2 separate regions of the Homo sapiens genome follow, and region 1 is linked to region 2. Evidence: chromatin contacts called from ENCODE Hi-C or POLR2A ChIA-PET data. All regions are on one chromosome and are shown on one strand. The core of a region is the stretch at or near the end of the contact, and the rest is flanking DNA. Distances in the headings are between cores, read along the strand shown. Region 1 overlaps GRIN2A (glutamate ionotropic receptor NMDA type subunit 2A). Region 2 overlaps GRIN2A (glutamate ionotropic receptor NMDA type subunit 2A).

Region 1 (7,026 bases), core at 4,191-6,690, 41 kb after region 2:
CCACAGACTCTACAAGTAAACTAAGCACATGATCCCACGAAGGCACATCCAAGGCTCTCTTTTGAAAGTTGATCTTTAACAAAGTTAATTTAGGCTGTGGAGTATTTTTTGGTGAGTTAAAAGATTATTTTTATGCTTCTGCAAATGAGCACATCACACCCCAAAACCAGAGACTAAAACAGCCCTCTTCATTCAACCCCAATGAAAACAGGAATTGTTTGGGAATCTCTTGCCCTAGAAGACAGGGAACATGGGAGTGGGGAGTGGGCGGTGGCATGGACAGCTGGCTTCAGCTCCTGTGCTTTTCATGGGAGAAAGGCAGGCTTATGATAGACAGCTAGAAAATTAACCCACAAGAGACAAGCCAAAGCACCAGGCTCAGAAGGTGGAAGGTTAGAAGGAAGCACATTTCTGTTTTCATATTTTAGGAAAGAGATCTTCAAAATGCTCTCAGCCCTACCTCCCTTTTTCAGGGCATGGTTAATATATGGCAGAGGAGACAGCCATCCTGTGTCCTTTTCTAAACAGTTCCCTGAGAAAACTTCTGCATACACGTTGGCATAAATGACACGTGAGATCTCGCTGATATCCTGGCTGGTGTGCACTGGTGCAGCAGAACTGGTTATTTAAAGGCTGAAATGCTTCCGTTTTGCTTGTGAATAGCCACATCTTCCAGGAACCCCAAGTGCCCCCTGCCACTCAGCCCCTCCCTTGGGAACCCCCTACCTCCCCATAACCAGCCACTAAAGGATTAACACCTCACATAACAGGTGCTCCAGAATTCTACAAAGTGAGTGTCTATTCTGATTCAGCTGTGATAATGCTGTAGTGGTTAAATATTTTGAGTATTCCTCACAGCTGTTAATATCAAACATAAATCTCTCCCACTTTTGTTTAAAACTCATTTTACTGCCCCCTGCCACCTGGGCAATATCCCTTTCCTATCACAAGGCAGTTCTTGTTACAACCTTGTGGGGATTCAATCAGACTGGTGGGAAAAATTTTGGTTATAGAGAATAGCCACAAACCTTCTTGGAAGGCCTGAAGGTTTTTGCAAAAGTCTGAGAATAAGTTTATGGCTTAAGGCAACCTAATCCTTACCTTAAGTAAATAGCTTGAAGTGGGTACAAAGGAAGGCAGAGCAGTTTATCTAACTAGCTTGTTTACTCACGTGGTCTTAAGACCAATATTTGATCATTCTTGAGTGCATGATGGCTCTCTCCGGGGTAGGGGCAACCAGGTTAATTACCCACCAATGTGTTTACTCACAACCTTTGTCAATTAATATTTACTGAATAAATGTGAGTCTCACTGGCAAGTCGAGGCCGTGGCCACTGACTCTGTACAGAACCTTCCTTGGTGTCTGTAAGTGGCACGGACACTCAGCTAGACTGGCAAAGCAGAATATCTGTGCGTCAGGGAACTTTATTCATCTGTCATTGGGTCAGGGTCTGCGGGACGGACCCCGCAAAACCTCACCCTGCCTCTGCTTTTTTAGAGAAAGGAACAAACAAGGGCTTCCCATCCCTACCGTTCCCCACAAAGCCTGGGACACGAACATGACTCCAGCCCAATTGGACGTGAGTCTCTACCTAGACTCCTGGCAAATCATAACAGTGGGGTCCCACAGAATGATTTTCTGCTGAGAAATTTTACATATTAAAGCAATGATTGAAACAACACTGATACAGAGACAATGGGTGAGCAATGCCTGGTGATGAAGAATGAATAATCATAGAACTCCCCGCCAGGCTTCAAAATATTTATTATTTTTTAGAAATTCAAATTACTCCACTGTATGTTATATTGGAAGCCATCATTGTCTGAGGTTTTCCATTTACACAATGAGAAATATCAAAGCAGTTAAAATATGCAATACCTAGGGAATATAAAAGCGATGCTTAAATTAAAATATATTCCATGGCAGGTGTCTTAAAAGAGATGCAAATTATAACAATGAGTTAATATTTTTGTCTAGCCAATCAGAAAAATTTCTGTTTCAAGAGCCAGCCAGAGTTAAGTGACAGAGATACTTTAAGACATAGTTATTAGAAGTGTCCAGTGATTCAATCTTTCTGGGAACAAATTAACGGAACCTTAATTGGTTCTGTATTGATAGTTTTAAAATTCTTTAATTTCAGTAATGGATTCTATTAAAAGCCAATAATCTGTGATGTAGACATTTCATTACAAAGATGTTAAACAAGGTATTGGTTTTCATGGCAAAAAATTGGGGAAAATCTAAATTATCAAGTAAATCATGAGATATCCACAGAATAGAAAACATAGAAGATAAAAATGTTTACAAGTAATCTGAAAGCCTCATGATAAAATGTTAAGCAAATTAAAAGCTATCTATAAAATTATATAGTGTGTATTTGTAAATAAGGTATAGGAAAACAGACTAGAGGGAAATAAACCAAAATGTTAATAGCAGTTGTCTGTGGATGCTGAGAGTAAAGGTGATTTTTATTTTCTTTATACTGCCCTGATTCTCACAAAATCCTCTAAAATACATATGTATAGATTACTTGTATATTAGCTGTGATTTTTTTCAACAGTTCTTAAAGTTCTTATATTTTTGATATATATATACATATATATATATATATGTATATATATATACTGACATATTTACTGATGAACACAATGATGTCTTGGATTTGCTTTAAAATGATCCAGCAGTGGGTCCATGATAAAAATATTTCTTTCAATGCTGCTAAACAGGAGAGAGACAGAGACAGAGAGAGAGAGAAGAGGAGAGGGGAGGGGAGGGGAGGGGAGAAAGGAGGGGAGGGGAGAAAGGAGGGGAGGGGAGAAAGGAGGGGAGGGGAGAAAGGAGGGGAGGGGAGAGGAGAAGAGAAGAGAGGAGTGGAGAAGGGAGGGGAGGGAAGAGAAAAAGAAGAGAGGAGAAGAGAAGAGGAAAAACTAGTATCAATTAACCAAGGCAAAACCAATAGCAAATTTGTTTTTAACTAAAGTGCAAATTTGACCATGAAGGTCTTCACCCAAGGCCTGCCATTTTCAAAATCCCATTCATGGAAGCCATGCACACACCCTAACACCAGAACTACAGCAAGCCTGCCTTTTTCCACAGCTCCACAGCTTCTTCACATCGTTCTGAGTCTACTCACCCAAGTCAGTTAATACTACATTTCCTCAGTCCTACAGATATCTTAGCATTAAAACAATTCGCCAGGAAAATATGTCTTTTTCTTTCACCCCTAGGACAGCAGACTAGCAAGACGATATGGATTTCAAATGCCACTCACTCTTCCTGGGCAGGTATTCCTAATTTGAAGAGACAAGATAGAGCAGGAGACATTCAGCCATTTGTGACAACAAAACGGAAATCTGCAAAAAGCTCAATGTTTGATGGTAAGAAATGCCATCCAGAGGAGAATTTGGAAGCTTTCAAGACCACTCAAGACTGGCAGCCTTGAGGAACAGGTTAAGAGGAGAGGAAGGCTTAGATTGTGAACTCAATTCTGCTCCTCCATGAGCCAGCCTTCCCTCTACAGCTCATCTTCAGCTGTGGGGGATGACAACCTGTAGGGGCAGGCACCCAGGACACAAGCCTCTTCCAGACCAGCTCTCCAATTTGACCCCAGATCCCTACCCTCAGACCTGTGGATGAAGCTGTCCCTCCTCTGCATTCCCATGGTCCCGTGAATACAATCATACTGCACTTGCATTATGAGTCTCTCCAGCTAGATTCTGAAACAAATTGATAACAGATGCATCCACAAAGCATTTTGGTCCAAGGACAAAGCCAAGAAATGTATGAAGAATGAACATACATTTGACCTGTGAACAACACACTGCATGCGTCTACCTATACGCAAATTTCTTCTCCCTCTGCCAACCCCTGAGGCAGCAAGACCAACCCCTCCTCTTCCTCCTCCTCCTCAGCCTCCTCAATGTAAAGACAAGGATGAAGACCTTTATGATGACCCACATCCACTTGAATAGCAAACATATTTTCTTCCTTACGATTTTCCTTATGATCTTCTTTTCTATGGCTTACTTAAGAATCTACTATATAATACATATAGCATAGAAAATTTGTATTAATTGACTGTCTATGTTATTGGTAAGGCTTCTGATCAACAGTGGGCTATAGTTTATGGGAATCAAAAGTTATACATGGATTTTAAACTGCATGGGGGTTAATGCAACTAGCGCCTGCATTATTCAAGGATCAACTGTGTTTAATAAACCAATAAATAAATCAAATCCAAGGAAGTCTATGAAAGGGTTTCAGAGGGTCTGTGATCCCCTGAAATTGCACATAATTTTGACTGCATGTTTATGAACACGCACTCCTCTGGAAGGGTCCGTAGCCTTCATTAGATTTTAAAGTGGTCCCCAACTCCCCCCAAAATCACCCCAAATTATCTTAAATTCTTTGAGTGAGTTTGTGAGCCAAGCTTCAAGGTGTCAGTGATTTTTGGAAATCACAACTTACATTTTAGAGTGAGTTTATTTTTGTTTTGGCAAAAGAGTCACTGTTAGGGACCAATGGAAACAATTAACCTTTTTCAAGTCAGGGATTGTAGTTTTCAAGTCAGGGATTGTAGTTTAAGAGAAGATCCTTTCCATATGCCGACTTCAGCAAAAAAAAATCACAAACAGAAAGAAATTTCCATTCCAATTAATATTTTCCCTCCTGAAATGGGTAACATAGCCACCTCCATGGAAGGGAACCTGAGTTCGAAGATCTACGATGCATTAATGGAGCAAATATTCTTTCTCTGAATGCTCTATTGTATTATTTAGGTTTTTTCGCTCTGTACATCAACATCTATTTCAAAGTTTAAAAAATGGAGACAATATATCAATTGCCATCCCATGGAAAGTTCCAAAATTTGAACAGAAAGTGAAAGCATTTGGAAAGCAATTTCAGGTTCGTTTTTCTTTGGGGGGATGTGGGGGAATAGGAGAAGTGGATAAACAACAGAATAGTATCTAGAGTATTTTCTGCCATAAGCAGATGTTCCAAATGCAGGAGAATACAACTGACTAAAAAGAATAATTTGTCAACTGAAAAACCAGAGAGGAGTCTGGCTGGCTCTTTAGAATACAAACATATTACTACAGTAAGATGTGCAAAACAAGCTGAATATACTTTATTAAGTAATAATGATTAACCTGATACAAGTGCAAAAACACCCCATTTCGAGATCATTGGCAATTATTCTAAACATTGTCTTCTGTAGATGAGCTTCTTAGCCAAAAACATTTTCACTAGTAAATATGAGGCCGGCTGACCTACTTATGTTTTTATTTATATATGTGTGTGTGAGTTGATATATACATAGGTTGTCTGCTTTTCAAATATCTTCTACCTTCAGGATAATGTAAAGTCTTTTGGGAACTTGAGGTGATGATGCAGGGATTATAAATTCCTCCTCCATGCCAGGCAAATTTATACTGAATTACTCACACACTTGGAAAAAGTGAGGATGTTGGTTTTCAGCCAAATGCTTGGCCTAAAGCACCAAGGCTTGGAGATCTTTTTTTAAAAATCAAGGATTTGAGAGGTACAGAGTGTTTGAATAAGAAAGAGCCTCAGAGGTGACCCAACCCAACCTTGCAAGCCCAATTTTCCACCTCATTCCTGAGGGACAGACAGTCACTGTTAGCTCAATCATATCCTGATATAGCCTTCCTATTCCATGAATCCTCACAGTCTTCTGTTAGAGACCTAATTGCCGAAGCTTATTCCTCATATCAAGATGAAACTTTACTCCTTATAGTTTCACTCTTGGCCAGGTGCCGTGGCTAACGCCTGTAGTCCAGCACTTTAGGAGGCCAAAGCGGGTGGATCACCTGAGGTCAGGAGTTCAAGACCAGCCTGGCCAACATGGTAAAACCCCATCTCTACTAAAAATACAAAGTTAGCTGATGGTGGTGGCAGGTGCCTGTAATCCCAGCTACTCAGGAGGCTGAGGCAGGAGCATCACTTGAACCCAGGCGGCAGAGGTTGCAGTAAACCAAGATCGTGCCATTGAACTCCAGCCTGGGCGACAAGAGCAAAACTCTGTCTCAAATAATAACAATAATAATAATAATAATAATAATAATAATAATAATAATAATAATTTCACTCTTATGTCTGTCCCCAGAACAATAACAAAATTAAGACTTAACCTTCTACCTTGTAACAGCCCATGGAGTATCTGAACACTTCTCCCATATCCCCTCTGAGATTTCCCTTCTCCAGGCTAAACATCCCTAAATACTTCTTCTGAAACTCTTAATATATTTCATTTAGAGTCTACGCAATCCTAAAGGCCCTTTTTCTGCATGCATTGCAATTTTTCAACGTCCATCTTTAGATATCACTCCTCGGAACTAAGTGCAATGCTACATATAATGGTGTTAGTGTTGCTGGAGACATCACCAGTTGTACCACTGAAGCATCACCCCACACCCTTGCTAACAGAAGCAATTTTGCTCAGTGGCAATTACCCATTCTCAGAGAGGAATCCTGGATCTCTATCATTGTTGTTTGAGCAGTGGGAATGTGACCCAGTTCTGGCCACTGACATGTAAGAGGAAGTCTACTCCAATGAAAGGATAGAGGCCCTAGAAGAAGGCTTATTTTTCTCTCCCTTTTTTTCCAGTTTTGAATGCTAGGAGGTGAAGGTGTGATGGCTGGAACAGAAGCAGCCATATTGTGACTCAGATAAACCAGCAGCTGAGGAAGGCAAAGTAGAAGAATGGGAAGGATCTGAGTCCTCAATGTGACATTAAGTCACTAAGCTAGATCTGAGGCTCCTTACTAAGCAAAAAACTGAATGTCTTTAATGGTTTAAGACACTGTTGGTCAAAGACTCTGTTACTTGCACCTGAAAGCACTCCAAACAACAGAAGAGGTATAATGGAGCTATCACCTCCCTTGATTTAAACATTATATTTCTATAAATGTGGCCTCCACTTTTTATAAGGCCACAACGTATGTGGCCTCCACATATATTTCTAGATATGTGGCCTCCACATATCCCCACTTAGGATCTGCTG
Region 2 (7,166 bases), core at 1,339-3,838:
TATGCTTGTAATCAAAATCCTATCCTCCCAAGAGCAAACAGGAGAAGAAGCCAACATAACTGGCAACTTAGCCTTGATAACTCTTTGTTTATCCGGGCAAGCGGAAAAGGGCAGGATTCCTTGGTGCTTGGGTAGAGAGCTTTTCCATAGCCTCAGATACAGACAGGGGCACTGAAATTATGGGGTACAAGAGGTTTTTCCAGGTGGTCCAGGTGAGACGGAGCTGGGAGATGGCAGGGAAAGATACAGTCACAATTGATAACTAGAGAGCTATCCATTCATTCATTCATTCATGATATTTATAAGTTGGCCCGTGTGTCAGGTGTTGTACAAGACAGAGCAGAGGCCCCACTCTCAAGGAGCAACCATTTCACAGAAGAGACAGAAACATGTAAATGAACACATACAAGTTAAAGTTGTGGTACAGCTAATGACATGAGGGCTCCTATGGAAAAGGTTAGCAGGACTGTCACGAAGCCCTCTCAAAGGAAATGCCCCAAAAGCCAAGTTGTGAAGAAGTCATCGTCAACCAGTGCAGAATAGTGGGAAGAGCATTCCAGGCATAGGGAACCATGAGGACAAAGCCCCTAGGGTTGGAAAGAACAAGGAGGAAAATGACAGCAAACAAAGCCCCAAAAAAGCACGTAGTGCCCAAATCATGCAGGGTCTCTTCATAGGCCATGGTGAGGATGTTGGATTTTATTCCAAAGGCTACAAGATGCCATGAAAGGGTTTTAAATCTGTCTTACAAAACCATAAATTTCACACTGCAGCAATCAAGTCCCACAATGTCCTGAAACTATGGAGTCAGAACTTGACCTCTTGACGCCTTCTACTTCTTACTAGAGATTCAAGGTCTTTGACCCTGGTGACACAACACCAGTACGGGATTTTTTCAAACTTTTTGCATTTATTGTCGAAGAAGCAGGGGCAGCAAAGAATATTTGGCTTTCCCTGGAAGTCCCAAGGGATGCTGGACAGAACAACCCCAAGTGGAAAGACCCTTGTTAGGAGAAGTCGAGTAAATACACTAGTGAGTAGACCATTCCTCCACTACAAGCTCAGCACTCCCAAGGAATAAGTAAATCCCTACTTAAATTGCCTGGGAGGCCTCCCTCAATTACACAAATCTAAGACATGACAGGGTACAGCAGAGATTCTCCTACAGCAAGTCTGAAGGCTGAGAGCAAAGCAATGGAGCTAAGGCATCATCCTCATACTGCTCATGGTGGGAGGAAAAAAAAAAAAAAAAAGACTGTTCCGAGTCTCCCCTCCCTGGCTGTTTTGCTAAGCCCCAGGCCTACAGGAGGCTGGATGGCCCAGGGGAAGAGGCTGCCTTGCCTACCCTGGGAAAGTGGATGGAGGGTAGCTTCTTCCTCTGCCAAGAAAATCAGGCGTCCTACAGGGAGAGAGAGCTGGGGGTAAAGGCTGGGTGGGAGGATGCTTAAGGGCCAGTCTTTCCCCAAACTCAGCTCCCTAGAGTACAGCGAGTTCTCTCCCACTCAGAGCAGAAGGAGGTCTGACACACTCACACCTGCAGGAAAACTGGGGGCCAGGAGGTGGGAGACAAAATGAGGACACAGACAGGAGGAGCCCCAGACTCCTTCCTGACTCCCTGCCTTCACCAGAATGAAGTAGGGAGGCTTAGAGCTCCTTCCAACTGCACTGTTTTGCTTACTGAATTTTCATTTTGCTTTTCTTAATTATAAGAATAATGCAAAGTCCCATCAACAACATTTTTGTGTGAGTTGATGGATTTCTTTATATATATATATATTTTTTTTTGAGATAGGATCTCGCTCTGTCGCCCAGGCTGGAATGCAGTGGCACAATCAGAGCTCACTGCAGCCTCAAATTCCTAGGCTCAAGTGATCCTCCTGCCTCAGGCTTCCAAGAAACAGACTACAGGCGTGCACCACCACACCTGGCTCATTTAAAAAAATTATTTTTTGTAGAGAGGGGGGTCTCGCTATGTTACCCAGACTGGTCTCAAACTCCTGGCCTCAAGCAACACTCCTGCCACTGCCTCCCAAAGCACTAGAAATAGAGGCAAGAGCCAGTGCCCAGCCAGTTTCATTACCGTATTTCAAATATTTTGCAGTATTGGCAGGGTTTACTATTTTCTTGGGCATCTATTAGCCATTGAGTTTTTATTCTCTAATCACATGTTACTCATTTCTCTTCCATTTTTCTTTTAGGGTGTTTTGTCTTTTTCTTAATTTGTAAGTCATCTTTGTGCGTTAAAGATAGTAACCCTTTGGCACGTATCACCAACGTTTTTCCCTACCATTTGTTGGTTTCTGTTAATTTTCTTTATGTTATTGCTGGAACTCCCTGAAACGACCACAAAGCAACCATTTGATTCTGCCAAAAATATTGTCTTTGAAATATGGTTTCTAGAACGTCTGTGAGTCACCTGCTCACATGTCCAAGATGTCTCAGAAATCCTTCTGCTTTTATAAACCTTGTCTTTTGGCCTACAGCACCAGTCTACACTTTTTACCAGCTCTGAGGACCTTCTGAGTCACACTCTGAAGTCCTGACCTCACCATAAACAAAGAGCCTTTTCTGGGGGAGTTGGAGCTGCCCTAAGCCAGTGAAAGCCAATGCTCACACGCTTGCCCTATCCAACTGCTTTCATTAGCTCCATTCTTTTTAGTCTAAAAGCCTTCCTGACAGCAACAGGGGCCAAGAATTTCTCTCATGAACCCCATTTTCTTGATTTCAAAATCCACTTGCCTTGGGAGAAACGCTTGAACCTGGGAGGTAGAGATTGCAGTGAGCAGAGATCGTGCCACTCCACTCCAGCCTGGCAACAGAGATTCAGTCTTGAAAAAAAAAAAAATCCACCTGCCTTGGTACAAGATGGGAAAGTCTTTGGGTGTTTATTGGCTGTATGTTCAAGATGAATCACCTGTGAGCTGTGGCATCCATGAAAATGTGGAGCTCCTTACCATCCTCAAGAACTTTCTCACCACTCAACCTCTGCATGTGATATTCCTCCACCTAAACACTACCTCCCTACCCCCATACTCCACCCTGGTTGGCCAACTTCTAATCATTTTTCCAATCTTAGCCTAACTACCACCGCCCTGGGAGGTCTTCACCAGCAACTGTGCCAGGCACCCTTGTGCACCAAGAGCCTTTAGTATCATTTCTAGCATCATGGTATATTTATATATAAGAATAATTGCCTGTTTATCTGTCTCCCCAGCCTTTTTATAGCATGAACTATGTCCTTCACCACTGTATCCCTAGCAACTAGCACAGAGCCTGGCACCTAGCTCACAATCAATAAATATTTGTGGAATTGATGGATGAATTCAGGCACTGGAAGCAAGAAAAGGGCCAGCACCACCGCTATCTACGTAAGTCATCCATACCAAGAGTATCAAGTTGAGCTCTTCCATAGTAAAGAATTAAACCTCGCCCAAAAAGAAGTCTGGTCTTTACCCTTGGTGTCTTACTAAGCCCTGGGAATGTCATGCCTGGATAGGAGTGTTTTTTTGCTTGTGGGGGCCTTGGGTCACACCAGAGAGTCTAACAGTGTGATTTAGAGTGGGGGCTTAGAATCACATAGCATGAGCTCAACCTCCAGAGGACCTGGAAGCCAAGGTCACCCATATAAGAACTCAACAGCAGACCCCAAAAAAGACTCTGCACGCCAAGGCTCAGTGAGCTTCCCTTGTTGGCAACGTCCCATGCTTATTTTCATCCATTGTTGCTGAGAAGGTGGCACTGTCCATGATTCCGTAGGAAGATCACCACTGGCAGCTCACGGTTGGACCTTTCATGATTCTGCCTATGTGTCCCTCTTTTGGCTGATTTTAGTCTGTATCCTTCAGCTATAACAAGCCATAGCCGTGGGTGCAACAGCTTGCAGCGAGTTTTGTGAGTTTCCAGTGAATTATCAAAGATAAGGGTGGTCTTGGCAGCCCTCAATCTTCCAAGTGATGTCAGAAATGATCGTTTTATGAACTGTACCCCTCAACTTTGCAGCTACACACTTAAGGACATTCTGATGGAAGGAGCTGTAATATTAACCTATCTGGGAAGTGTGAACTGTAAAGAAGAGGCCATTACAGAATGTTGAGATTGGCCAAACCACCACTGTAGATGCTCCATTCACTGGAACCAGCCTTGGAATGCAGAGGGCTCCTGCCACCCCACTCTTCTAGGCTAGAGGTGGGCAGCACCCTCCAGGCAAGAGCATGAATCATGTGTGCCTGCTTGCTGCTCCCCCTCTCTCCAACAGATGACTGGGCAAAAATAGAAGAGAATCCCTCCTTTATAAATATCTTTACATGCTAAATGTCTCTATAAAGCACCATGCGCCAAGCTAGGCTGCTAAGAAACAGATGCAAAACAGATGCAAAGATCCATGAGATAGCTGAGAAGTTAAAGAATTTTAATTCAACAAAAGGCAAGAAAAGTTTCTTAGGAGCATAATACAGTCAAGGGAGGCCTGATGCAACTGGAGAGTCATAGAAATTCTGGCTCCCAGCTATTAACAATAGTATTTCTTACCATGGCAGTTTCAATGCACATATGTGCACGAGTGTGTCTGTGCATACCTGAGCACGCTCTTATTTCATCCCCGTAACCAATCTTTATTCATTTAACAGATATTTATTAAGCACCTACTATGTGCATCACTTTTTTTTTTAAGCACCTACTACGTGCGTGACTTACTTTTTTAAAACAGGGTCTCGCTCTGTTGCCCAGGCTGGAATGCAGTGGCACGATCAGAGCTCACTGCAGCCTCAAATTTCTGGGCTCAAGTGATCGTCCTACCTCAGCTTCCTATGTAGCTGGGACTGCAGGTGTAAGCCATGACACCTGGTGAAGTCATTTTAGTTTTTAGTAGAGACAAAGTCTCTCTGTGTTGCCCAGGCTGGTGATAACTCTCTTAAGATATAGAAATGACTAATGTCCCTGCTTTCAAAGGACACATGCTTTAATGGGAGGAGTTTGATTAAAAAAAAAACAAAACACTAACCATATAATACTTAGATAGAGCTAAGCTATAGGAGAAAATGAAGCTGAGTAATGGGCTAATGGCTAGAGTGGAGGCTACTTGAACTTGGATGATCATGAACAGCCTGTCACAGTCAGCAATGTTTGAGACGAAACTTGAATGGTGAGAACAAGACAACCACAGAAAGGTCCAGGGGAAGAAATTCCCAAGCAAACGGAACAACAAGTGCAAAGGTGAGTGTGAGGAATGTTCCAGAAAGATAAAGGACCAAGGGAAAAGAGAGCAGGATTTGGTCTGAGATATAAGCAGGAGATTATGGTGCTCCTTCTAGGCCACAGCAAGCAATTGATTTTAATTCTAGGTAAAATGGAAAGCTGGAGGAAGATTTTAATAAAGATGCATGTGATTCAAGATATGGGTTTTGTCATCGTTCTTACTCACTCGACCAGCGAGGTCATGCATTGATCATAGGATGTCAAAGCTGGAAGAAGATACCAGTTTAGAAGATGCTGCTGTCACTGAATGCAGATTTCATAAGGAGTTGCAGTGAAGGTAGAAGCATGTTTCATGGATCTGTGTTAAGGGCAGAGCTAGAAGCCCTTGCTGATGGTTTCTACATAGCAGGTAAGAGGGAGAGAGAAATCAAAGGTGACTTGTAGGTTTGTAGTTTGAACAGCTAGATGGAAAATGAGGTCATTTACTAAGACAAGAAAGTAAGAAGGAGAGATAGGTATGGGGACATGCTAAAGACAATGAGACTCAGAAAAGCCAAGAGACTCATTCAAGGTTACATGGCTGGGAAATGATAGAGGCAGACTTGGAACGCTGGTCCCTGGGACTCCACGGCAGGGTTCAAATGGTAAAGCAAGCTGAATTTCCAGGCCAGGTTCAGGGAAACATTGAGGGGAAAATCAAATCAGTAATCCAGGCAAATTCAGGGCATACCACGTGGCTGATCTATTTTCAGCATCCACTCTTGTGAAGGCTACTTGTAGAATCTTAGAATTAATAGAATTTTCGAGCTGAGCAGATCTTTGGGCTCAAAAGGGCATCTGTGCCTTTGCAAACATGATTCACCGAACATCCCCTGAGTAGGCAGATGGGTCAGGCTGCTGAGTAGACTTTAAATGGAGCTCCGGACACAGACCCATCTTCCAAGCCATCCTATTCACTTTCTCCCCACTGTCAAAAGGAACAGGACATTATATAAACCTTCTGAAATGCCAAAAGGAGGAATTCTATATTTAACTCCCCTCCCAGCATCCAAACATCACATGATGGAATGTTGAGGATCTAATTCAACAATGTTGAGTAACAGGGATATAACCCAGGGGACTCTCTCTCTCCTTCTCGCTTCTCCTGCAACTTCTCGTCTCCAGCCACCCACTGTCATGTCTTCATTAAGGGAGTTCGGGAGCAGCCTGACTCAAGCAGGTCCCCAGGAAAGTAAACAGCTGGGGGAGTAAAATGGATTGTGCTAACATATAATCCATAGCTGCCAGGGAGCTGGAACTCAGAGCCAAACACAGACTCATCTCTTCAGCTATCCTGAGAAGTGTGGGGACTGAGGACTAAGAGGGACAGAGGCAGCAATATAAAAACCAGTGCCCTCAAGGTTCAGGAGGCAAATGAAATGGAACTTAAGCTTCTGCATCTCTGCAGTCGGGACTTTTGTTAGAAAAGCACTTAAAAAATTCAAGGCACATCCACAAGATTTCAAGAGCTGGCATGATGGAAAATAGCGGCAGGGGCTGATCAAGATGGCATGGAGTGAGGCTTCTGAAAACACTTATTGACCAGCTTGCATGCTGTGGGTGATCGATAAATATTAAACACCGAGGCTAGTGGAGAACAGGTTTTAATGAGGCCCAGAACAGCATGTAGAGTGGGCTGTAGTAGTGAGGGGCCATGGAGATGCTAAGCAACCAGTCTCATGCCTGCAGGTCCCCCATGTCCATGCTTCTCCCTAGGCTGTTCTCAGTTACAAAGACAAAGCAAACCAACTCGGGGGGAAATTCATCGGGAAGTTGGAAGCTAAAGGGTCCCTCCTAGCATGGCCAAGGCCTGCCGCTCCAGTCTCTTCTCACCACTTATCCCATTTTTTTTTTTTTTAATGCTCAGGGTATAACAATAAATAAGAGAGGGACAGAGAGCACCTCTGCTCTCGGAGTTTCCAGGCTACTGAGAG

What was found. Hi-C counts contacts between places; a loop is a spot of excess contacts on that map. ChIA-PET counts read pairs that join two places held with the same protein, here RNA polymerase II (POLR2A). Pooled maps may share reads with other maps.
Region 1: a map of ascending aorta shows a loop between it and region 2 (7-fold over the local background). The contact joins two enhancer-like sites. A Hi-C loop is called at or near these places in 7 of 168 maps with a recorded cell type or tissue (aorta, ascending aorta, astrocyte of the cerebellum and 3 more) and 5 of 50 pooled maps. POLR2A ChIA-PET finds 5 or more read pairs at or near these places in 1 of 52 experiments (HCT116).

The regions. Positions count from the first base shown.
Region 1 is chr16:10,162,916-10,169,941 of GRCh38, forward strand. The region is part of intron 2 of GRIN2A (glutamate ionotropic receptor NMDA type subunit 2A); the gene reads right to left. Among named protein-coding and RNA genes, the nearest start is that of GRIN2A, 16 kb to the right of the region's middle. Within about 2 kb of position 5,441, at least 3 of the 41 ENCODE cell types and tissues checked have a DNase peak (open chromatin) inside an H3K27ac peak, as active enhancers do; they include ascending aorta, where a contact is called at or near this core.
Region 2 is chr16:10,124,396-10,131,561 of GRCh38, forward strand. The region is part of intron 2 of GRIN2A (glutamate ionotropic receptor NMDA type subunit 2A); the gene reads right to left. Among named protein-coding and RNA genes, the nearest start is that of GRIN2A, 54 kb to the right of the region's middle. Within about 2 kb of position 2,589, at least 4 of the 41 ENCODE cell types and tissues checked have a DNase peak (open chromatin) inside an H3K27ac peak, as active enhancers do; they include ascending aorta, where a contact is called at or near this core.